2 separate regions of the Homo sapiens genome follow, and region 1 is linked to region 2. Evidence: read pairs that join two places in POLR2A ChIA-PET (ENCODE). Cell type or tissue: PC-9. All regions are shown on one strand. Each heading gives the region's core, and the rest is flanking DNA. Links, peaks and the distances in the headings are about the cores only. Region 1 overlaps VEPH1 (ventricular zone expressed PH domain containing 1). Region 2 holds the start of LINC00880 (long intergenic non-protein coding RNA 880).

Region 1 (11,636 bases), core at 2,826-6,825, 290 kb before region 2:
GTACTAGGCTAAATATTTGCATAATGGCATCTTTCAGTAGGGACAACAGGATGCCATCAGAGTTTATGGGGATTAAGAAAGTTTTCAGAAATTCAGGTTTCAAAGACATGCATGTCTCTCTGATGATTTCATGTTGGGATTTAGGATTTTTATATATTAAAATAAAAACAAATCTATAATTGACTGAGAGCTTTTCCTTGAACCCATTTATATATAATATAATTAGCTATTCAATAAGTATAAAATTGTCCAACTTTTAAAAGGAATTTCATAGTTCATTGAGTTCAATCCCTTGATTCTGCATAAGACAAAATTAAAAACAGAAACATTATGTGACTTACCCAAACTCAGATTGAGTGAGTAACCCAGTTAGAATTAGATCTTTGGTATCTTCAGAATCCATTTTCGAATTTTGTCTTAAAATGCATCTTTGGTGCTGTTTGATTATATTTCTTCTGAGAATTATAGTGAACCCCTTGAGTCCTGCCTGGCTTCCTCCTGGGTGAGGCTCTTTCTCCTCTAGCTTCCCAGAGGAGGGCGGGAGAACTGAGTTCCCAAGCCTGCACCTGTCAATGTGAGGATGGATCTTCAAAGGGGATTTCTCTGGTGTAGATGTACTCTTAGTATAATCCCTTTCTATGCACTGCTGTTGGGAATGCCTCACCACACTCTGCCTTCTGTTAATGCTTTCCCTTGCTTGTCACCTTTTCTGCCAAGAGAACCCACTGGTATGCCTGAGTGTTATTAGGCCAACTTTGCCTGACAGCTGTTTAACTGAATCTGCTGACCTTGCAGATCTTTGCAAGAACCAAAAAATTCAACCTCTGAGGTGTGAGGCCATCAAATCTTTAAAAAGTGAACTCTTTCTGCAATTTAATGGTAATTCTTTTTGTCACAAATGATTCATTAATGTATAGTAATGCACACTGGTGTTGACTAAACTCCCATGGAAGATGTAATCTGTGAAAAACAAAAAACAGTAGCCACATGCAGTATAACCATATGCAATTAAGTAACTGTCAGTTTGTCTGAACTAAGGCTGTATCCATCTATTCTTGCACTGTTATAAGGAAATACCTGGGACTGGGTAATTTATAAAGAAAAGAGGTTTAATTGGCTTGCACTTCCAAAGGCTGCAACAGGAAGCATGATGCTGGCATCTGCTCAGCTTTTGGGGAGGCCTCAGGAAAACCTACAATCATGGTGGAAGGCAAAGGGGAAGAAGGCACCTCATGGCCAGAGCAGGAGGAAGAGAGAGGGGTGAGGTGCTACCCCACATCTCATGAGCACTCACTCACTATCATGAGAGCAGCAGCAAGGGGGAAATCCACCCTCGTGATCGAGTCACCTCCCACCAGGCCTCACCTCCAACATTGAGGATTACAAATCAACATGAGATTTGGGTGGCAACACAGATCCAAACCATATCAAAGGCTAACCTGAAAGAGAACAGTTCATTTGGTGACACTTGTATGACTCTCAGTGGGTACCAGGAGAAGGAGAGGTGGATCTAAATAGCCTGAGGAATAAATTATTTCACAGTTCAAATTTGTTTGCTTTTTCCCCCAAAACAAACAAATCTTTCTGGTGGTTCTGATTCACCCCCCTTCCTGGGACCCATAGCAGAGAACAATTGTAGATCAGATAATTACCAAGTATATCTGGATATCAGGATTACGTGAGGAGCTTTTAAATAATGTCAGTCTTGGATCCCATAGAATGCCTACTAAGTCATAATCTCCTGAAAAGAGTACCAGAAGTCTGGATTTACGGGAACCTGTGCCAGGGTAATTCTGACGCAGCTATTTGTGGATCAGTATTTGGGAACTCCAGACAGAGAATATTTAAGGTGCTTTCTCTCTTAGATTTAGAATCAGGCCTTGCCCATCACCCATCATCCTGCCCTCCTCCATCAAGCCATTGCTAATTAATTTAATAATTTTCTAGACTATTGATATAGCAGCTTAGAGTAGCATTGGCTAAGAGTAACACAAAAATCCAAAACCACAATAACTTAAACAAAGACAGATATCTGATTCTCTTACACATAACGAAGTCTAGAAGGCAATCTCTCTAGAGTGCCATGTTTCAGAGACCCAGGCTCCTTCTACCTTATTGCTCTACCATTCCTGAGTGCACCAGAAAGCAATAGCTTCTGTCTCATGGTCCAAGATGACACTGTCTCCACCCATTGCATCAGTCTTTCAGCCAGCAGGAAGGGGGAAGGGGAGAAGGAATCTTCCAGGCCATCAAACACAACCTTTTGTTTACAATCCATTAGCTAAATAGACTAAAGCTGAATATGACCACGTGTAGCTGCAAGGCAGACTGGAGCATGTCACCTGGATTTGGGTGGTCCCATGCCCAGTTAAACAGGGGACAAAGGTAGAAAGAATGATGAAGAACAAACAGCTGTTGCTGTTGCAGGTGGTCAATTCATTTCACATTTGTGGATCTGTTTTCTCTCCTCAAAAATTAATGGCTTTACACTGGATTACCTCCCGTATGCTCTGATATTATTTGATTCCATTTTTCCATTTTATTTAGGATCAGTCTAATAAAATTACCTATAAATGTCAGGCAGGCTCCTTTGCTCAGAAATAATGCTCTTTCTTGATTATTTGTAATGCCTGAAATATTACTGTAAGAAAGTTATTTTAGCCATAAAGAATGCTAAATTTCAGATGTCCCAAGAATAAGTGTAGTAATCTAAGCAGCTAGTAACAGAGTAATTTGAGTAAATTTGTCCAACTTTCTAAATAAAACCTTGTGGAGCAATATTTCTAAAGACCAAAGACAATAGGCAAGATGTGCATGTGTGTATATCTCTACCCAGCCTCTTTCCAAAAAGAAACAAGAAGTTCCTGAGGTACATTGAGAGGTGGGCATGAAGGCAGATGCCCAGTATGGGGTCTTGGGTACCAAAGTGAAAGGAAATGTCAACAAAGAAAGAAAGGCAAAAACTGCCCTGGAAAAGCCCCACCACTTTCTATGTGGAAAGCTTGGTCTATGGGGAGACAATGAAACATGGGACCATATAAGGCATGGGGATTTTGGGGGTGCTTGTAAGACAGCCACAGGACCCTTGTGACCTCTAGCCTTAGGATCGTCTCCCTTATCCTATTCTGGTCTCATCTAAAAATTGACTCCATTTGAAATTTTTCTCTTTGACACCAAAGTGGTCCTGTCTGTTGGGTTTAGGGGTTCAAACTGTCAGATAATTTTATTTCCAGGATTTAAAAGATTTTGGAAATACAGAAAAGCCAATCCAACTTTGAGATCCTGCTCCAACTTTTGTAATGTACAATCTCTGACTGATCAGAGCATACTGACTGATCAGAGCATATAATATACAATCTATGACTTATCAGAGCATACCTCCTTTGTTTTCTGGTTTCCAGCAAACTCCATGGTTTGATCTTTAAGAAGAGCAGAGTCTCCTGTGGGTTTGCAATCTTCAGTCCAGAATTTGGCCATGGGGGTAGAGACGGCCTGGAATCACACAAGTTATTGATTGGCTTATGCCTCACCTTCTGTGCTTGCATAAAGCCAGGTGTAAGAACTGCAGGGCTGGCTACTGGGAAATGACAGGGTGTGCCTGTCTTTCAAATGAGTGCCCATCTGGGTGAGCAGACTGTTTTCAACAGCTTGATAGCAGCATCACAATTTTTCCATCTATATTACATTCGGCAGAGAAGAGTTGTATATATAAAACAAAAACCAAAATCCTACAGATTCTTATTTTCTCTATCTCCCAGATTAACTCAGAAATCTTTTTGCCCAAACTTAAATAAAGCCATGTTTAATAATCATATAGTGCTTGTGTCACTGTGGAGGCCATGAATGACTCACAGAACACTTCCAGGGTAGAGAAATTTGCTTCTGGGAGAACCGATCAATTGTTGCCCTTGAGGTGCACCTTTCAGTAAAGATCTATCCAGTTCTTTATAATGCCAGGATTTGCTCCATTTCTCTGGTATGCTCAGTTGAAGTAAATTCATAAATAAGAAATAGTATTTGATTAAATATGTCCAAAACACAGCAAAAATACATGGGTCATTTTGTCTTTCTCAAATGAGAAGGTTGCAGTGGAAACCTTTCAGACAAGAGCAGAAATGACTTCTTAGTAGCACCTAAGGGTTCATTCCCCAAACAACCATCCAGCAGTTTATATAAAACACTTAACACAGTTCCTGGCATATTAAAAAAAAATGCTTGATGGATTTCAACTAACAACAACAAAGTAACAGCAGCAATATAATAAACGAAACCTGTCTAGCTGGAGAGGCCAACGAGAGAGGGAAAAATACAAGTGTGAGTGTACTTCCTCACACAAAGTCTTCTGTGGTCTCATCCACTGCCTATGGGTTATTATGCAAACTCCTTGGCATGGCCCCAGCTTCCTTCTGTAGCTTCACCTCTTACCTGTCCAGTCTACTTCATTCCCCTACATTCTGACTACTCAGGATTTTACACCCTTCCCTGCACACCCTTTACTCTGACATACGTTGAGACCTTCACAGCTTATTCTGCCTGGATAGCTTTTACCCTCTTCTCCTACTTATCTTACCTGACCCAGCTCAAATGTTGCCTCTTCTGTGAGTTCTTCCCAGTCCCCTTAGGCAAAGTTAGTCACTCCCAGTCTATACTTCCATAGTAATTTGGTTGTACCTTAAATGTGTCATGGTTGTATCTCAATTATGTCGTGTTGCAATTTGCAGGTTAATGTCTTTTTCTCCTCCCTATACCTCTCAGCTTCCAGGGGAAATAAATATTATCAAATCCATCTGAATTCATCTGTGGCCATAAGACTGAATGAGTACTTGAGAATACTGGTAATTAAGAATTTGAGGGTTGATTTCTCACTTGAACTTTGATTCCATCAAGTCTGTCTACTTATTCTAGATGACATAATTATAACTTAAGAGAGAGGAGGAGGAAATATTAGTGTGGAGAGGGCTGTATACTTCTGAGCTTATACAATCTATCTCTGATATCTAGCAGGTGAAAGATGAGAATAAAGTTGACAGGGGAATATGGAGTCATTATACAACAAACATGTGATGAGCCAAGGCCATCCATAATGGCTGCTAGGAGGTGACATAAATGAAAGATGATACTGAGTAGATTATAAAGAGATTTTCATATACGAGGCCTCAGCAGGCTGCAAATTGGTTGAAGTACAGCTCCAAGAAGGAGCACTCACCACTGTAGACTGAGCAGTGATCACCACCAAGGAACTCTCTGTGCAAGAATCCATTACATGAATGGATTTGCTTACGATGAGGGCAAAAGTAACACGGTGACTAAGAGGGTGTGCTTAGAGTCAGCCTGCCTTGATTTCAGTCCTGACTCAGCCACTCACCAGCTATGGGCAACTTACATCACCTCTCTTGACTCAGTTTCCTCATCTGTAAAATGGGAATATTATTCACCTCTTAGGTTTGTTGTGAGGATTTAATGAGTTAACCCATGTGGAACAGTATTTAGCAAATAGTAAACATTTGATAAATGCCAGCACTTTATTACTTTACTCAGCATTGTCCAAGTCTTTCTCATTGCACTTATTTGTATACAGGCTAAAACTTGACCCTAACAGACTGAAATTAGGGAGGTGAAAACTAGGGAAATGGCTTACCTTGCCTCTGCTTCTCCAAGGAAAGCAGCTGAATGGGTAGGCATATGTGGGACCAGTCAAAATCAGGAGACAGAATTGGAATGAGGCACCGTAGACAACCACATGTACATTAAAGGTGGAAAGCATAGCTGGCTACACAATTTTTCTTTTTTAGGAAATAACTGGTGTATGTAAATTTTTATTCCTCGGGGTGGAATGTATATCTGTTTTACATTTGTATCGCAGACCACCATTCGTGGGAGAAATAAGGATAACAAAAATAATAAACCTCATTTTGTAAACCTTCATAATTTAAAATAGGCCTTGTTTTCTTGGGCCACTGGAAGTACATTGCTTTCCATAAAGGGTAGGTGGTCCCCACCTCCCCAGCTATATAAACAGCTCAAATAAGTTTGCAGCAATTTTTTAAAAACTCTTAAACTAAATATGAAGTGGTTTAAGTTAAACCCAAACTAGGTTGATGTTTCTCGTCCACAGAGGACCAAAATAGAATGTTTGTTTCCACTTTAGAGGGTTTTACTTTTTCATTATTTCCTTCCCTAATTAGACTCTCTTAGCCACGCAAGTGGTCTCTGCTCACTTGTTAGGTATTATCGTTATTATAGCCCTCTTTCCTAACATGGGTCAACTTGGAAAAGAGAACACTTTAGGAATGGCATTGATTTTTTTTTTTTTTTTGGGAGGCCAACTTGAATTCATGTATCTTTCCATCTATTTAAGCCTCAAATAAGTGAACTGAAACAAATTTTAGTTTAATAGTCATCTTTACTTTACTTTAGGGTCTGGTCTTATTGGAAAGCACATACCAGTATGTAGCATGCACTTCATTACCATGCCCCTCCTCTGTGCCAGACCTACAAGGCAGTAGACCTAGTGGTAGAAACAGAGACAAGATGCTTTAAAATTTTTTTTACAAATGATCTCATAGCACGTGGAAGGATGCTATGGCCACTTGTTTTTCCTTCACTACAGACCAATAGCCCGCATCTGTGAAGAATCAAATAGCATGCCCCTGAGTGCAGCCACTGCCATCGTGTGTGTTAAATCCTGTGCCCTCTGCCTTGTTTTTCTAACTAGCTGGAATATGCTGGCCAAGCACCAGGGCGTGTTCATTACATCCTCTCTGGGCTCAGAGTCATGGACACTTTTCAAGTAAAGAAGTGACACACATCTTGCCCAGGTTGCATTTCTGTGACATCCGGCAGGCCTACAAAAACACTTTCAGGAGGAAAAGGAAAAGAATGACAAAGGCAGCTGAGAGCCACATTACTGTCCTCATCCTGGCTGTTGAATAACATCCTGAGAAATGGGAGCTGGGTGGATGATTTACACCTTTAAATTACAAATCAAGACTAAAAAAAATCTGGGGTCCGTTCTACAAGAGGAAGGACCTGTGACTTAAAAGCACAATTTCCCCAGGGATGATAAACTTAGTTAAAACATTGGTAGGTTCAATGACTTTGGGGATACATTTTCTTAAACCTTGGTTGGTGCCAGTGGCTGCTACTTAATATTATAAAACTGTCATGAATTGGGGAAGGATTTTTTTCCAAAATGAAAATAGCTTTTATTTTTGTTTGTATTGTTAAAAAGGGTACATGTTAACTGTAAATAATATTAGTAATAAACCTCTTACAAAGTATAAGGAAAACAAAGGCAAACTTTGAGTACATACAAAATATACTTTCAAATAAGAGTATTGATGTTGCATATCCTCTCTCCCTCAGTGATATAGGGTGGAGCTGCTGATTCTTTCTAACTGTAAGACCCAGTACTGGTGATGGGGACACAGAGGAGAGAAAGACATGGTCCCTGCCCTAGAGGATCTCACAACTGGGGATGAGGAAGATGTAAAGACAGATAATTGGAATTTAATTTGGTACTTGCTGTTACTGAATTTTGAACTGGACCAGGAAGGAAGAAACTAACCCCATGTGGGGGAGTTTTAGGAGAGCATTATAAGTTTGGCTTGTAAGATGATAGGGTTATGTCAGGGGAATAGGAAGAAGGTATCCATGGGGAAGTCACCGCATTCAGTGGCAGTCAGCCAGGAAAAGGCTGTGAGTCTTCTAGAAACCATGAAGCATTTCAAGTGCTTGGAGCATAGGATGAATAATGGAGGGGAGGGGGAGAGATGCGGCTGGACAGTGGGCTGGGGTCAGATTATGAAAATTCCATATTGATTAGCAGATAGTTCCTGTTTTCTTCCTTCTCTCAGCTGATTCTAGGAACAGTACTTTATTTCCCTTCATAGTGCGGATAAGTAAATGTAATCCTATGTACCTTAGCGTTCCCAAGAAACTAAAGAGCTGGCGAAAGGACAAACAGTTCCCAAAATACTTGCAAATGTAGAGTAGTAAATAATGGTTACAAAAGTTACATGTTGCAAAAATTTTCAACAATGTCTTGTAATTATTAACTGTAATTTGGGCCAACTGACCAAATCCACAGAAGACCTGCAGTTCCCTGTGAGCTGGGACAGTTTGGCAAGTCCCATAACATGGCTGCACATAGAAGGAGTGTCTGCAAGACCAGGATCAAACTCCAGAAATCGGCAGCCTGGTCCCCGCAGACTTGATCTTCCTCCTTCCAGAGGAGGACGATCTGACTTTCCTACACTGGTGTCTGTGAGGGAAGTAGGTGCCTGCCTCAAGAAAGACAGGAAGCCACCACTTAGTAAGTGCCCTTTCTAGCCATGAGCCTAACAAGTGAACAAATCTCAGATTCACCAGAAAGGACAACTGGGCATTGGCAGCAGGTGAGTTGAAGAGGACGAAGCAGTTGCTAATTCCAGCTCAACTCCTGCTGCTCTTTTAAGATGATAGCAGGTCCTTGCCCTGCCTGTAGCCCTCAGACTGAAATCACTTGACTTCCAACTATTTCCAACAGCCAGTATTTGCATTTCTTTGCCTATGGCTTCCCCAACTTCACAAGCCATTCTGCTAAGACACATGGCGTATGCATGTGAGGAATGAATGCTGTCCCATGGCATCCTACAACCAGTGATGGGAGTTGGTGTTTTGTAAACTTCCAAAACTCCTTTACCCCTCAAATGAAATAAACTCTCCCTAGAATTTCCCAGGCTACTTTTTGAGCTGTTTCCCTTCTCTTTCTCACTCTTCTGTTCCCCTATTGGTTTCCTGAAGTTTTCAAATAAATGATTTGCACTTAAATCATCTCAGGGTCTGTCTGTTTCTGGAAACCCCAATCCAAGACAAAGACATTTCTAGGACTTTCCCAAGCCATTGCAATCTGCCCTGCTGTGAATATTTGAGAACATACATCTATAACACAGAGTTTAGCATCTGATGGTTTTCTGGTTGCATTTGCTTTTCATTTATTTAGTGCATGAATACACACACTCCCAACCCACCATAAGCACTCTGAAGGAAGGAACCATACCTTATACCTCCTCGTGGCCCTGGCATAACCCCCCCTCAAGTAATTAGCTCATAGCAGGTGGCTCACAGGTACTTGCCAACTAACTGTTCCATAGAGACTGAAACTTGGCTGACCATCAGTGTCTTGTACTAGTAGATGGCATCTGATGACATGGCAGGTTGTGTTTGAGGAGGTCAGGAAAACTAGAGACATTGGGTTCCAGTCAACAGTTATGGATACTGGTTTTTCAGGATCTGTCGGTCTCCATCCCATGTGGTCCCCAAAGTGTCCGGACCAGCAGCATTGAGTGTTACTCAGAAACTTAAATCAGAATCCATAATTGAACAAGATGCCCAGGTGGTGTGTATGCACATGAAAGTGTAAGTAGTACTGCTCCTGAGGATCCAGGCCCTACAGGATTTATCTGCTATAGAACCTGAGGGAGTCTAGACATGCCCGCATATATACTACCTGCTTGATGCATATATGTTTCCAGACACACACACAGCTATACCCAATTTTCTTTGCAAGACCCACTTGTTTTTATGTAAATAATCAGTAACCTTTAACAGTCATAATCTTTGACAATGTCAGTATATACATGAAGTCAGGAAATATCATGCATTACCTACAATACAGTTTATGAATATTTATCACACACCTGCTGTATGCAAGGCACTGTATGCAAGTGCAAAGTTAAATAAAATCCAATCCCTCTGCTATAAAAAGGGGCTTTTTTATTCACTTAGAAATGATACTTTACTCACTCGAGCCCAGGAGTTCAAGGCAGTGAGCTATGATTGTGCCACTATATTCCAGTATCACAATAAAATAAAAGAAAAAAAAGATCCTTTAATAGGCAAAAATTGTGATGCATTGACACTTTTGTGTAATATTCTTAGAATTCCTCACTCCATCCCCACTCCTGTATAAAGGGAGAGGGTGTTCCTAAATAATGGTTTACACGGAATATCACAGGTGGGTATGTACAAGTCTTTTCTATTGCTTAAGTTCTTGTTTTTATTTTTTAATGTTATTTGATTTTTTTTTGTAGCTCAAGTAGGATCTGAAAGCATTCCCAGAACTCCCTATAGGATTTGACACAGAGGTATTATCACTATGATGTAAAATCGTGTAACAATTGTACTCTCAAAATATATGAGGAGAGTAATTGGAAGTAGATGAATTTTGTTGCAAAGCCATGACTAACTATACTGTCTTGAAATTATATTTACATTTCAGCCTTCTTCATTATTTATCAAAAAAGTAAAGCCTGAATTTATTTTGTAGTGAGTAGGGCTTAGGAACTTGGTACTGGTTTACATGAACAGAGCTGAAGCCCTCTAAGAAAATATGCATCTAACAGTTGGCTTAGCAACAATACACTATCACACTAAAATGTTCACAGGTATAGATCATAATATTAACCAGATGGTTGCTGTCATCTACGTGTATTCATGTAGATAACATGTAAGAAATTACACTGAGAGGGTATCTTGACATCAGTTTATTTCTTGCTAAGTAATAAAGTAAATGAATAATTATTTATTGCTTTTTAAGATTAATAAATATGAGATAAATAGAAAATAAATGTTTCCATAACTGTTGATGAGTAAATGAAAGTGGTCTGGGTAATGTTTCCCAACCTTCAGTGCAGTATAGATCCTATAAAGGTCTAAACATCTAACAATTCACTCAGAAAAGTAGAAAATAAACCTTTCTAACCATCTTGCTTCATTGAAATCTCTATTTACTATGTGTGGTTGATTTTTTAAATCTCTGGATTAGACTAAACTCCTACTCCTGTCTACATTCTCTCCAGCTCTTCCTTCTGCTGCCTTCTGCTTTAAGAGGGCAAACTTCCTTCCGCTTTAGGCAGCATTCTCCCACAATAAGGGCTCCTATCTCATTCAAATCTTCCTTTCTTCATCCAGAAGAGTTTCCAGAGCCCACCTTCTCCATGACAGCTACACATTTCTAAAGCACTGTTTGTCTACCAACTCCTCCTTCTTGGCTAGTAAATACAAAATAAAGCTAGGGGGTAAGAGAGTGATAGAGGGGCAACAGCAAAAGTTACAAATGTTCCCTGAAGGAAACAATTCTACCTTCCCTCATCTTATGAAGTGAGAATAACCTCAAAGGCAAGATGCATGGATTTGAGCATCCCATACAATGTACATAATAGGCACTATAGATACAGTGAAGTGACTCTTCTGTTCTTCTATTGAAAAATGGCAAGATTAAACCATTGTTAAGATCTCAACATAACCCTATCTAAAAGTCCTAAACTGTTTTACTCTATTTCCACCATTTACATAAAGGGGAGCTACAAATGAGTGGAAACAAATTTGGAAACTGATGGTTTTCTCCAGGCAAGCATATTTCGGACTTTTTCTTCTGCAGACATCCTAACTAGGGGTATCTTCACAACCCCATTCTATTAACTGAAATTTGCTTCCATTCATTTATTCACTTGTTCATTCTCTGCTTACTTCTAGAAAGCAGTTAAGGCAGTTCACAAGGAATCACAGTTGCTGCGAAACCAAAAAAAAAAAAAATTAAGGAAAAATCCTTGAACTAAAATAGGGAGTGTTAGAAGGTTTGGTGGGTAAGGTAC
Region 2 (11,636 bases), core at 2,995-6,994:
ACTAAGTCATCCCCCTCCCCCTGATTTTTACTTAATGAGATATAAGAATAAATAATTTGAAAAACTACAGGAAAGACACTAAGTCCCTTTCATTCAATAATGAAACCTGTAGAAGATCGATCAAGTTGGACCCGGTTGGATACAAAAAGTAACCAACTTAATTCTCTTTCATTGCCATCTTTTTAAGCTCACTCTGTTGAATTATTCTTCAACTTTCCTGGATGAAATGCCAGGCATATTCCAAAGCTTTCCTGGTCGCTTTCAGGTTTTACTAAACATCTAATTTTTGGTCTGGGAAGTTCAGTCCAGTCTCCCATCAAAGCTTCAATGTCTCATCCAATATAAAGCTTTTTTTCTGCCCTAATTTGGGCCTGATGAGGCCCCAAGGCCTACAGAAATGAAGAGCAGGTGCTGGGGAGCAAGATGGTCAGTTTCCTAACTAGTTTCCCTCCTTATTCTTCCACTGCTCTGCCACTCACTCTGCTGCCTCTGGCTCCTTCGAGGGTGGGAGAGGGTAAATGGGAGGGAGGAGAGGTAAGGGGTAGCTAAGACTTCATTGACTCAGTGTGTGGCTCTTCACTCAGCGAGCCTTTCAGAGACATCCAACCACAAAGTTCTCTGGCAAGGCAAACTAATCACTGGCGGTTCCCCTAACAACTCTCCCCTCAGTTCCTACATCAATACTACCCCTGCAAGAACCCAGTTTTCTGTTGGTGCCATCTCACTCCTGCAGCTATCTCCTTGGGTGGGGTCTCCTTTGAGATGACACCCCAAAGCTAAGCTCCTTTCTCTGCTGTGCTCAGCTCACTTAATCAGCCCCCCCTTCACTCTTCAATCCCAGGCAGCTCCTGCTGTCACTCAACTTAGATTTTTTTCAGGTTAGCTTCAGTGTGATGAACTGTCCTAAGCCATTTTGGCCAGCTGTGACCATTGGATTTTTTTGTGGTAGATAATAGTAGCCGCTACTATGTAGAGGGAAGATGAGGGTTGGTTATTCCTCCATAATTCTGCTATTGGGTTATCATGAAAGATCCTTTCCTTTGCATGAAAGGTTAATTGAGGGCGAATATGATGATATTGTAGAGGCAAGATTCAAATAAACTAGAGGGTGAGCATCAGACAGCCAGATTCCTTTGAACCAGTTGCTGGTTATAGGATCACTTAAGCATCAAGCTTTAGGTGACTTTAAGGGCTTATGCCGCAGTCTCCCCTAAATCTATACCCAATTCATGCAAGTGTGAGGAGAGTCTTTCAAATATTTTGAATACTGCTAATTTCACAACATGAAATCCATTTTAAGTATTCATTATGCTGATTAGCAAAGCCTCTGGTGTTGCTCAAAGGTAAAGATAATCTTATATATCCTCATGGTAGCTGCCTCTGGAGTGTGGGTAAGAGTACAGCTTAGCAAACACACACAGTATCACCCTGCCTATGTCGAAGCATATCAGATTACATCACAGGCATCATAAAACTCAGCCTCCAGTCTTTGTTTTCCTAAACTCTTGGGACACAGGTCGTTTAAGACAGAGAGTTCTTAGTCCTCCTAAAAACCTTCTGCCCACATTCTTTTTTTTTTCCAACTTTTATTTTAGAATCAGGGGTGCATGTGCAGATTTTTTTTTCTTTTTTTGAGACAGAGTCTCACTCTGTCACCCAGACTGGAGTACAGTGGCGCAATCTCCGCTCACTGCAACCTCCGCCTCCCGGGTTCAAGTGATTACTCCTGCCTCAGCCTCCTGAGTAGCTGGGATTATAGTCACGTGCCACCACGCCCGGCTAATTTTTGTATTTTTAGTAGAGACGGGGTTTCACCATGTTGGTCAGGCTGGTCTCTAATTCCTGAGCTCATGATCCCCCTGCCTCAGCCTCCCAAAGTGCTGGGATTGCACCGCGCCCGGCCTTGTTACAAAGGTATATTGTATGATACACTCCTGAGGTTTGAAGTAGGAATGAATCTGTCACCCAGGCAATGAACATAGTACACAATAGGTTGTTTTTCAGCCCTTGCTCTCCTCACATTCTGTCTCAGTCCTGTGATGGCTTAAGGCTGAACCATTTCTAGGGCTCTGAAAAATCCAGCCAGGAAGCAAGCTGTCAGTCTCTCCTCCTGGGAGACATCCTACCTTCTCTGAGTGGCTCTCTTCACTTGAAGTGGATGATTCATGTTCTCAGCATACTGACAACTCTCTTGAAATAAATTCCCCCTCTCTAGTCCTCCTCATTCACCTCCTCCCCTCTGCTGCACACCCCTGAGGTAGGTGATGGGCTCAGGGTCACTGCTTAGCAAGGTCAGTGTTGATGATCTAGCAACCCTGCATAAAATGTGTAGTGGGCACATAACACCCCTTGTTTTTGGTTTTGAGGAATCAACTGAAACTCTGCAGCAATAGGAAAAGCCCCCCTTAACAGCCTGCTATAGGGCAGTGGAATTTGTTGTGTTTCCCTTTTTGCCTTGATCACCAAGACTGAGTGTAACACTTGCCTGCATAGCTTCTCCTTAGCCTAGATTTCAGAACCTACCTTCCCTCCTTGCTAACTCACTTACATCATCTCTCTTCTGCTTCATCTCCCACATTCATGCTCTGCTGTTGTTCTTTTGCCCTTGTTTTGATGATTCTGTTGCTTGTTCAGTGCTGAAAGCTGATGCGGAGTTATTTATAAGTACATTATAAAAAGAATTTGTAAAATTTTAGTTTAGATTTCCTAGAGGGTAGTTACATGCAACCCAATGAGGAAAACATCAGTGTTTTTTCTGTGAGAAGTTAAAATGCATAGACATAGAGATGGCATTTGTTCCACTAGGAGCTACAATAGTGTTTCTCTTTAATCAGATGAAAGATAGATTGTGTAAGCTTAGGGAAGCATCTTCTGATCAAAAGTTCCACATAATTTGGATAAACATGGAAGGCAAATGTTTAATGCAAAATTTCTTTATTTTCAAAAGAAAATAATGATGGATAAGGAAGCAGAAGCAAGGAGCAAGACTCAGGTGCTGAAGCATGTGACACTATGGAGAGTTCCTCTATAAGAAAGAGGGGAAAAGAAATACCCCTCCCTCTGAGAGTGCCACAGCCTCACATTAGGGATCAGAACAGAGTTACACAAAGTCACCTAGAAGGTGCAGAGTGTCTCTATAGCCTGGAAAAATCAATTAAAACCTCCTTAAGTATATTAATACCAGAGAAAGATTATGTTGATTATGGGAAAATAGGCAGAATAGTGGGAACAGAGAAAAAGGAGCATAACCAAGGCAAAGGACAGCTGATATCTTTTAACATTTAATAAAGAAACTTCTGATGAGGACCCGGCTTTCCTTGGGCCTAGGAGAGGATGCACTGATAAAGTCACAGCATATTATGGCCCTAGGGGAGACTAGTATACTAGAGCTACATTGCCTCATGTAAATGAACAGATAAGCCCTGTAGGTTGGCATCAGTCTTTGGGCCTTGTGTTTAGGATGAAGCAGTCTTGCAGGGCACTGCCTTCCCTTAGAGCAATGGTTTTCAGACTTTCATGGACATCAAATGATGCAGAGGGCTTATTTTGTTGGGCTGTATTCCCAAAGTAACTGATTCACTAGGTCTGGGGTGGGGCCTGGGAATTTGTGTTTCCAGCAAACAAGCTCCTAGGTGATACTAAGCCTGCTGGTCCAGGGATAGACTTTGGGAACCACTAAGAGCATTTCATAGCATTTAAAAATTTCCTTCTCCTACATGCCTAGGAGACCAACTGAATCAGAATCTCTAGGAGTAGGACACAAGCATCAGTATTTTAAAAAACTGTCTAGGTGATTCCAAAGATGACCCCACTACCAGGTCTACCATTCCAAGTGAATGATTTCCAAATGATAGGCAACATAAAAACACCACCATTTGGGCAAGAAAGCATCATTTTTTTTACCCTGCAATAAAATAACAGTGGGATATGAATGGATAACGATAGCTAACAGTTGTTGAATACTTATATTGTGCCAGGATTAAATAATTTGCTCCAAACAACTATCCCCATCTTAAAGGTGATGAAACAGGCATCCCATGAAATTAAGTAACTTGTCCAAGGTCATGCACAAGTAACAGAGCTGGAATTTGAACCCAGGCCCTGCAGCCTCAGAGTCCCTGCACGTGGCCTGAACTATAGGGTACTCTGTGTAACCAGTCTGAGGGAGCATATTAACAGCCTCACTCTCTCTGGGCAGTTTCTATAGTGAACACTGAATGGGCCCCATCATCCAGCCAACTGGGCTATTATCCAGGATTCACCACTTAATAAGTTGCTATGGTTTAAACATTTTTGTCCCCTCCAAAACTCATGTTGGAACTTAATTCCCAAGGCAACAGTGTTGGGAGGTGGGGCCTAACGGGAGGTGTTCATGTCATTAGAGCTCTTCCCTCATGCTTCTGCTATGTGAAGAACAGTGTTTCTCTCCTACAGAGGATGCAGTGTCCAGGGCATCATCTATGAATGGAGACAACCTTTACCGGACACCAAACCTACCAGCACCATGACCTTGAACTTTCCAGCCTTCTGAACTGTGAGAAATACATTTCTGTTGTTTATAAATTACCTAGTTTTTGGAATTCAGTTATAGCAGGACAAAATGGACTAAGACAACAGTGATGCAATTTGATCAAGCTCTTTAGCCCTTCTGAGCCTGTTTTCTCATGGGGAAAATGCATATAAATGTGTCTAAATCAGAGGCCTGCTGGTAAGGCTAAAAGAAATTTGCCAAGGAGTGCCTAGCACAGAGCCGGGGTTCAGGAGACATTCACTCCCTTCCTCTTTTCCATCAGCTTTTCCTCTAAGGGTCCTCAGAACCCCAAAGAGTTTTTCCCAGTTGCTTCTTGGGCATCTTTGTAAGTACAGCTCTCTTGAGAACTGGCAGACACCTTTGACTGAAGAAATAAGTTCTGGGGAAATAAAGTTTTCCTGCTGGATGGAAGGAAGCACAGATGTTAGGCTTCGTTGAAAAATGAGTTCAGCTCATGACAGTTGAAAGTAAGGAAATCTGTGCTGCTACTTGAAGGAAAATAAGAACTGATTCCTGAGCTGTGGTTTCCCGGCATATCTCAGAGCAGCTGCATTGCATCAGGGGTCTGGGTATCAGATGGGGCTTCCACAGCTACAAGGTGTGCTGTGAGTCAGTTGTTACTAATAAAACAAAGTACTGAAGCTTGTTAGTGACTCACAAAATAGTAATGCATTAGATGAGATATGCATTGCTGTTTGAGAGTACTCTTGAGAGGGGCAGAGCCTTGTTTGCTGGGATTGTACACAATTCTGGGTAGGCCTTTGGTAAGGTAACTTGCAGGTGTCACCTGAACCAAATGCCAAAGCCGAGAATGATTGTATATGCCATTTAAAAGCAGATTGAAAGAACATTTTGAGGAAGTCTAGAATAACTAATTTTTATATCTTCCTACTTCTGCGATTTTTTAAAGGGAATCATAAAAGAATATATAGGTACCTTAAAACAAAGATGGGATGAATAACTTAGAGAAAGAAATATCTGATGGTGGTTGGGGGAAAGGGAGATGTAGGGTAAGAACTATGTCAGAAAATGTAGGCTAAGGAGGATCCTCAAAATTAAGTTCTGAGATTCCTAGGCAAAAAGAATAGTCCCATGCATTCCACAGCTTTCATTAACTGAAAAAAGAAAACATAGGCAAACTTCATTCTAGTACTAAAGTCCAAGTGGAAATTAGTTGCAAGGAATTTTTTATGTGAAGCAACATAATGAATATCTATGGCAATTTTACAGATAATTTAAAGCTGTTTTTCACCCGATCATTTCTTAAAATGACACTGGGTAAAGCTAAGGGGCATAATGCTAAATGATGTAAACAAACACTGTATTGAGTACCAAAGTGACTTAAGCCAGGAAGGGACTTCAGTGACTCCAGGGAGGAAAAAGTTTAGAGAACTGCAAAGTACCCTACATGCTATCCTTGCTGTTTTGGCAACATCTATACCCCTTTTAAAATGCAAAGATAAACTTTAAGAGCACCATTTAATAGCTCTTTAATGAAACTATGTTTAACCTGAGCAAGTTGTTGTGTATGCAAGATACTGGAAACGCCTTCTGTGGAAGGAAAGGCAAGTACAACTTTGTGCTTCTATTTGGATAAAAGGTTTTGAAGTGAAAGGCATTTGTGCAAATTACAAGCAGATTTTCAAGTCTAGAAAAACAAAAATCTCAACTGTGGATTAAGTTCTATTTTTTAACAAAAGTGAAATACTCTGCTTTAATTTCAGAAGTTAAAAAATCCTTTTTAACAACAGCAAAAAGGGGACCTGTTTTGAATTTAAAAGAAGTAGAGTGAGACAAGTTAGGAAAAAAAGAATTACCATTGCCTTTCTAAATTTATTATTATCATAATTGTCATTAAGTGTATTCGTCTTTCTTTAGGGTAAAGAGAGCTTTCCGATGGCCAAAATTTACTAGTCACTGAATTGTGTCCCAGGACACCCTTCAATAAAACTTGGCCTAAAGAAGCTTCAAGTTCCCTTCAAGTTCGAGGGCAGAGTCTGGGGTTCAGCCCAAGCCACTGGCATCCCTGAAGGGGCTGCAGGGCTCCTGACTCCAGGACCTCCTGGCATCCCGAATGCATGACCTCTCATGCCCGCCGCAGCACCTGCAATCTTGCCGGTGCTGCTTGGATTGCTGAGCAAACACTTGTTATTTGCGAAAGTACAAGGTTCAGTCTGTCAAACAGGGAAAACCAAACACCGAAGCACAGGAGCAGATAAGAGGGCCATGGTTGTGAGACCCACGCGGGCTCAGAGCGCGGCGGCGGGGCCCGGGCCTACCCGGCGCATGGGGGCTAAGGTGCAGCTAGGCAGGCCACGCGGCGCGGGCGGACGGCCTGGCCCGCGGAAACAGGCGCATAGGGCGGGAAAGTTCACCCGCCTTGCGGCGGCGACCGTTCTGGGTCGAACCGGCCATTGTAAGCCGCGCCGCTGGCGACCCGCCTGGGACCCCTTCGTGCCTTGGCCTTGGGGGGCCAAACACATCCCGAACGCCGTTCCCACCTTGCAGATTCTTGCAAGCTGCGGGTCCTACCTTGCTTCCCACGGGCTGATAACCCTGAACGTTCCCAGCGGGTAGAGGGCTTGCCACCTGCTGCTGAGCTGCGCTGCAGGCTTCCCCCGCCTCCTGCCGTAGGTCTAAGCCCAGAGACCAGAGGGGCCTTGGGCCTTGGCGCGCTGCCGCCGCCAGGGCACCGAGCGAGCCACTCTGCCTGACACTCATTTTTCTCTTCTGCAAAATGGGACTGACACCAACAATCACCTTCCTACCACCTCAGGGGGTTTTGAGGATCCCGTGAAATAACGGTGTGAAGATACTTTCAAAGTGGAAATCTCGGTTGTTACTAACTCATTTGTGAACCCCATTTTCTTCTTGATTTCTTCCTGACGTAGAATTGATCATCGTCACTGGGCTGTCTTAGCTACCCCTCCCTTGACTGTAATTTTAAATTTATCTGTGCATACCATTCCAAAAACAAACAAAAAAATCACGTGACCTGTGGTTTTATGTGTGAACAAAAGTTCTCTGAAAAGGAATTTAGAGGAAACAGACTTTATTACAATGAACAGTTTACAGACGAGGAAACATAGCCCTAAGTGTAAAATGAAGAGAACAAAGAGACAGTTTGGCGTTTACAGAGAAAATTCCTACCTGGGTTCCCAATCAGGTCCATTTATGCAAATGAACAATTCAAACTGGCTTGGTTCTGATTGATCAATGCAGCTGAGTCCTGATTGGTTGATGGGGAGCACAGCCTATTCCGTTGCTTCAGGCCACATGAGCGGTAACAGTCAGCTGTCAAAGCCCCAGTGTTAAGCCGACTGTGGGTTTTCCAGGAACTCAGAGTAGTGTGTAATCTCTAGTCAGTAAATGGCCGTTTGGCTCTATATTAAATTTATGTAGCCACTCAGGATTCATCTTGAGGGACTGGCTCTTTCAGATTCACTCATGTTTCAACTCTGCTGTTTATAAGTCCTCTATCTGTGTATACAGGCCTAGAGGTCCCAGGGCCGGATATAAAATTTCTCTGGACAGGGCCTGCTCCATAACCACCTTCACATGCTGTTCTTCAAACATATAGAATTGGGTTGATAGTGGAAACAATTTCAGGTACTTTAACCCAATTCTAAATATTCTAAATTTTAGGTATTTTAACCTTGGAATAATATAATTTTTTCTTCTTTTTTCTGTGTATAAAAAGACGTACATAGTTGATATGACACTATGTAATGTAACTCATAGATCACTATGTAATTTTGTACCTGCATTCATTCAGCATTTTAACATGAATTAATATTAATATTTTTCCATGTTAACTCTCTATGTAAAAACCATTTGCAATAAGCATTTTTCCATTTAGTAAGCTACCTCATATTTTATTAAATTGTTTTTCTACTGTTACACATAAGAGTTTTCTCCAGTTTTCCACTATAATAAATAATACTGCAGTGAACATCTTTCTTCCCAAAGCTTTTTTTGTTCTTTTTTTTCCTTGCTTTTGGTTTACCTCCTTAAAAGAATTCTGGGTCAAAGGTTATGAACATTTTTCAAAAGACCTTTGTTGTCATGATGGCAGAGAGGCAGCACTAAAATAGTTTGGAGCAATAGGGATTTCACCAAAATAGCTATGATTGATATCTGGAAAGAAAGACAGAGAAAATAATGGCATGGGAATCTTTCTAGAGTTTTAGGGCCTTGTTCTGATTTAAAAAAAAAAAAATATATATATATATATATATATATATATATGAAAGGAAAATAAATCTTCGGGCCCCCAAATCACTAAGGGAATAATCAAGCTGGGAACTGCTTAGGGCAAACCTGCTTCCCATTCTATTCAAAGTCACCCCTCTGCTCACTGAGATAAATGCATATCTGATTGCCTCCTTTGGAAAGGCTAATCAGAAACTCACAAGAATGAACCGTTTGTCTCTCAAGTATCTGTGACCTGGAAGCTCCCTCCCAGCTTCAAGTTGTGCCGCCTTTCCAGACAGAACCAATGTACAGCTTATATATATTGATTGACGTCTCATGTCTTCCTAAAATGTATAAAACCAAGCTGTGTTCTGACCAACTTGGACACATGTCATCAGGACCTCCTGAGGCTGTGTCATGGGCATGCATCCTCAACCTTGGCAAAATAAACTTTCTAAATTAACTGAGATCTGTCTCAGATATTTGGGGTTCACATATATATGAATATATGAAATAATTGTATATCTTAGAGTCCCATTCCTGGAAGTTTAAACAGCTGTACTCATAGCCCACACTTAAGTAGAAAGTTGGGAGAATATCTGACAGTATGGGTGACAACTGCTTACTCTAGGTGCAGATTGGGGCTTCTCAGGCAGCTATTGGCCCCAGGGTAATTAGCCTTCTGGTGACTACAGAAGTAGAAAGTAGAGATCTCCATCTACTTTACAGTTGAAGGCACTGAGTCTCAGCACACCCAGTTCAGTGGTTGTTAACTCTGGTTGCATAGTATAATCACTTAGGGTGATGAAAAGACATCCAGAAAAAAACATCCAGGATAGATCCTCAGATATTCTGATGTAATTGGTCTGAGGTGAGACCCAGGCATCATTACAATATGAAAGCTCCTTGGGTGATACTAATATGAATTAGGATTGAGAAGCTCTGGTATAGTGGGAAAAATATGGGCTTTGGAGTCACTAATATCTGATACAGCTCCCAGCTTTGCCATTTATTGGCCATGTCATTTTGAGTAAATTAATGACTACTCTCTGCTAAGGGTCCTCATTTTAAATCATAAAGTTGTCACAAGGGTTAAATGTAATAACATGCAAAGTGTTTTTCAAGGTTTCTGGAACATGGTTGGTGTTAAAAAAACGTTGGGTCCTTTAGTATGTACCTAAGGTCCTATAGCTAGCTGATGGTTCTGGAAAGCCATCCAGAACCGTGCTGTGCACTCAGTGAATGCCTGTGGATGTTCCTTGGTGACATCATCTTTGAACATGAATATGGGTGTTACTGAGACATTTCGAACACCACATTGAGTTGGTGTTCATCAGAACAATAAAGCCATACCTCATAGAGATTCATCTCATTTGCTGAATATTAATTTGCCTCCTATTTTTAGTTCTTCAGCTAAAAAGAAACCAATTTTTATTCTGCTAAACCAATTGATTATGATGGAACTCTTGCAAGAAAAAAGTTAAACACTGTTACAATTACATAAATGTATGGAAGTCTTTGTGTAACTTATGTAGTAAGCTGAGGATATAACAGTTAAATTGTCCTTTAAAAATTTTAAGACCTGCCCCACCCTCCACCCCCAGCAATGAACGATTTCACTTTTCACCAGCTTTAACCTAAATGCCTTTAGCCTATTTTCTTTATCCATCCTATGATAGACAGAAGAGTTAGTGAGAACTGGATTTGATTTCAGAAGACCTGGGATTGAGGCTTGGCTCTGTCATTCACTGGGTATAAACCTCGGGCGATCATTCTTCTTTGCCCTTGTGCCTTCTCATGAATGCAATGAGCACCTGAATAGCATGACCTGACTTTAGCATGAAGTGAGTTTAAAACTGTGATGCTGACCAAGCAGGACATGGTTATTTAACACTTATTAAGCACCTCCTGTATGTCCAGCCCTCAGTAGGAAACCTTGCGGGAATTATAAAGCCCTGAGACTTTTATAGAGTAACTTGGAGTCTAGCTAGAAGAGATAAATCTCATGCATGAAGAACAACTAGGACCAGTTTCCACCTGAGAGCTGCAATAAGTCCAGCCCAGTTGACTCATGGAGGAAATAAGTGGAACATTTAAGAAATGACAATCATGGAGAAACGAAGGGGTGTCAAAATTGAATGTCCTGTCCCTTAGTGCTTTATTTCTCTTCAGTCTCTGACACAAAGTCTTGGATAGTAATAACATGACACAAAACTCCTTCAAGTTAGATAGGGCCAGGCATTTTTCTAACAGCACATTCCAGAACTTTGTCTGTCCATGTCCTAAATCCTTATTATTTTGCCCAGTTTTCAGCAGTCTTTTGCAAGCTCCAGGCTTTCCCCCACTCCTATTTAGACCTCATGTGCCTCTGATAGCTCTGGACAGAGCCCATACTGTGTGGCGGACGCACAAAGGGGACACAGTATGCAAATGGCGGTGTAGGAAGCATCGAGGCAGGAATGTTTGAGCTGTGCCATGTCACAGATCATTTCTGAAACAGCAGTCCCTGAGCTGTGAGTCACAACCCTTGTTAGGGGTGAACAGCTGATGAGGCTGGTGTCAATTTTTGTCTGACCCCATCCTAAGAGCAACACCCCAAGTACTTCAATTACCCATTTGTAACATTCTCCCAGCAGTGGAGAAAGGAACAACAGTGGCAGCCCACACAGTGAACCTCAAAAGTAAAGCTCTCTGAAGTATGAAGATAGAAGAGGAAGTTTGGGAGACTCACAATGAAAGGGTTTAACAAAAACTGCCTGTGAATGTGTTGACTTAGAAACTATTGGAGCATTGGCAATGATTTCCTTAACAACGGAAGGAAAATTGACCAGGGGCATGAGTGTTTCATTCATTTTTCAGATGAGTATAGCAGAATTGCCAAGAGAAAGAGAATGTCTGCTCTAGCGCAGGG

Evidence for each region. Peaks named below come from ENCODE experiments on the same cell type or tissue, not always from the same donor. Only the 100,000 strongest peaks of a DNase experiment are listed, where the experiment ranks them.
Region 1: POLR2A ChIA-PET joins it to region 2 with 8 read pairs; 1 of 35 experiments calls an interaction of 5 or more read pairs at or near these places.

Annotation. Positions count from the first base shown.
Region 1 is chr3:157,401,674-157,413,309 of GRCh38, reverse strand. The region is part of intron 6 of VEPH1 (ventricular zone expressed PH domain containing 1); the gene reads left to right. Among named protein-coding and RNA genes, the nearest start is that of PTX3, 29 kb to the left of the region's middle. In PC-9, for the core only: no CTCF peak of the experiment used is centred there; a DNase peak (open chromatin) is centred at 4,379; H3K27ac peaks cover 1,613 bases.
Region 2 is chr3:157,115,774-157,127,409 of GRCh38, reverse strand. It overlaps LINC00880 (long intergenic non-protein coding RNA 880), which reads left to right and starts at 4,408. Exons shown (of 4, transcript NR_034007.1): 1 at 4,408-4,534. In PC-9, for the core only: no CTCF peak of the experiment used is centred there; a DNase peak (open chromatin) is centred at 5,159; H3K27ac peaks cover 2,230 bases.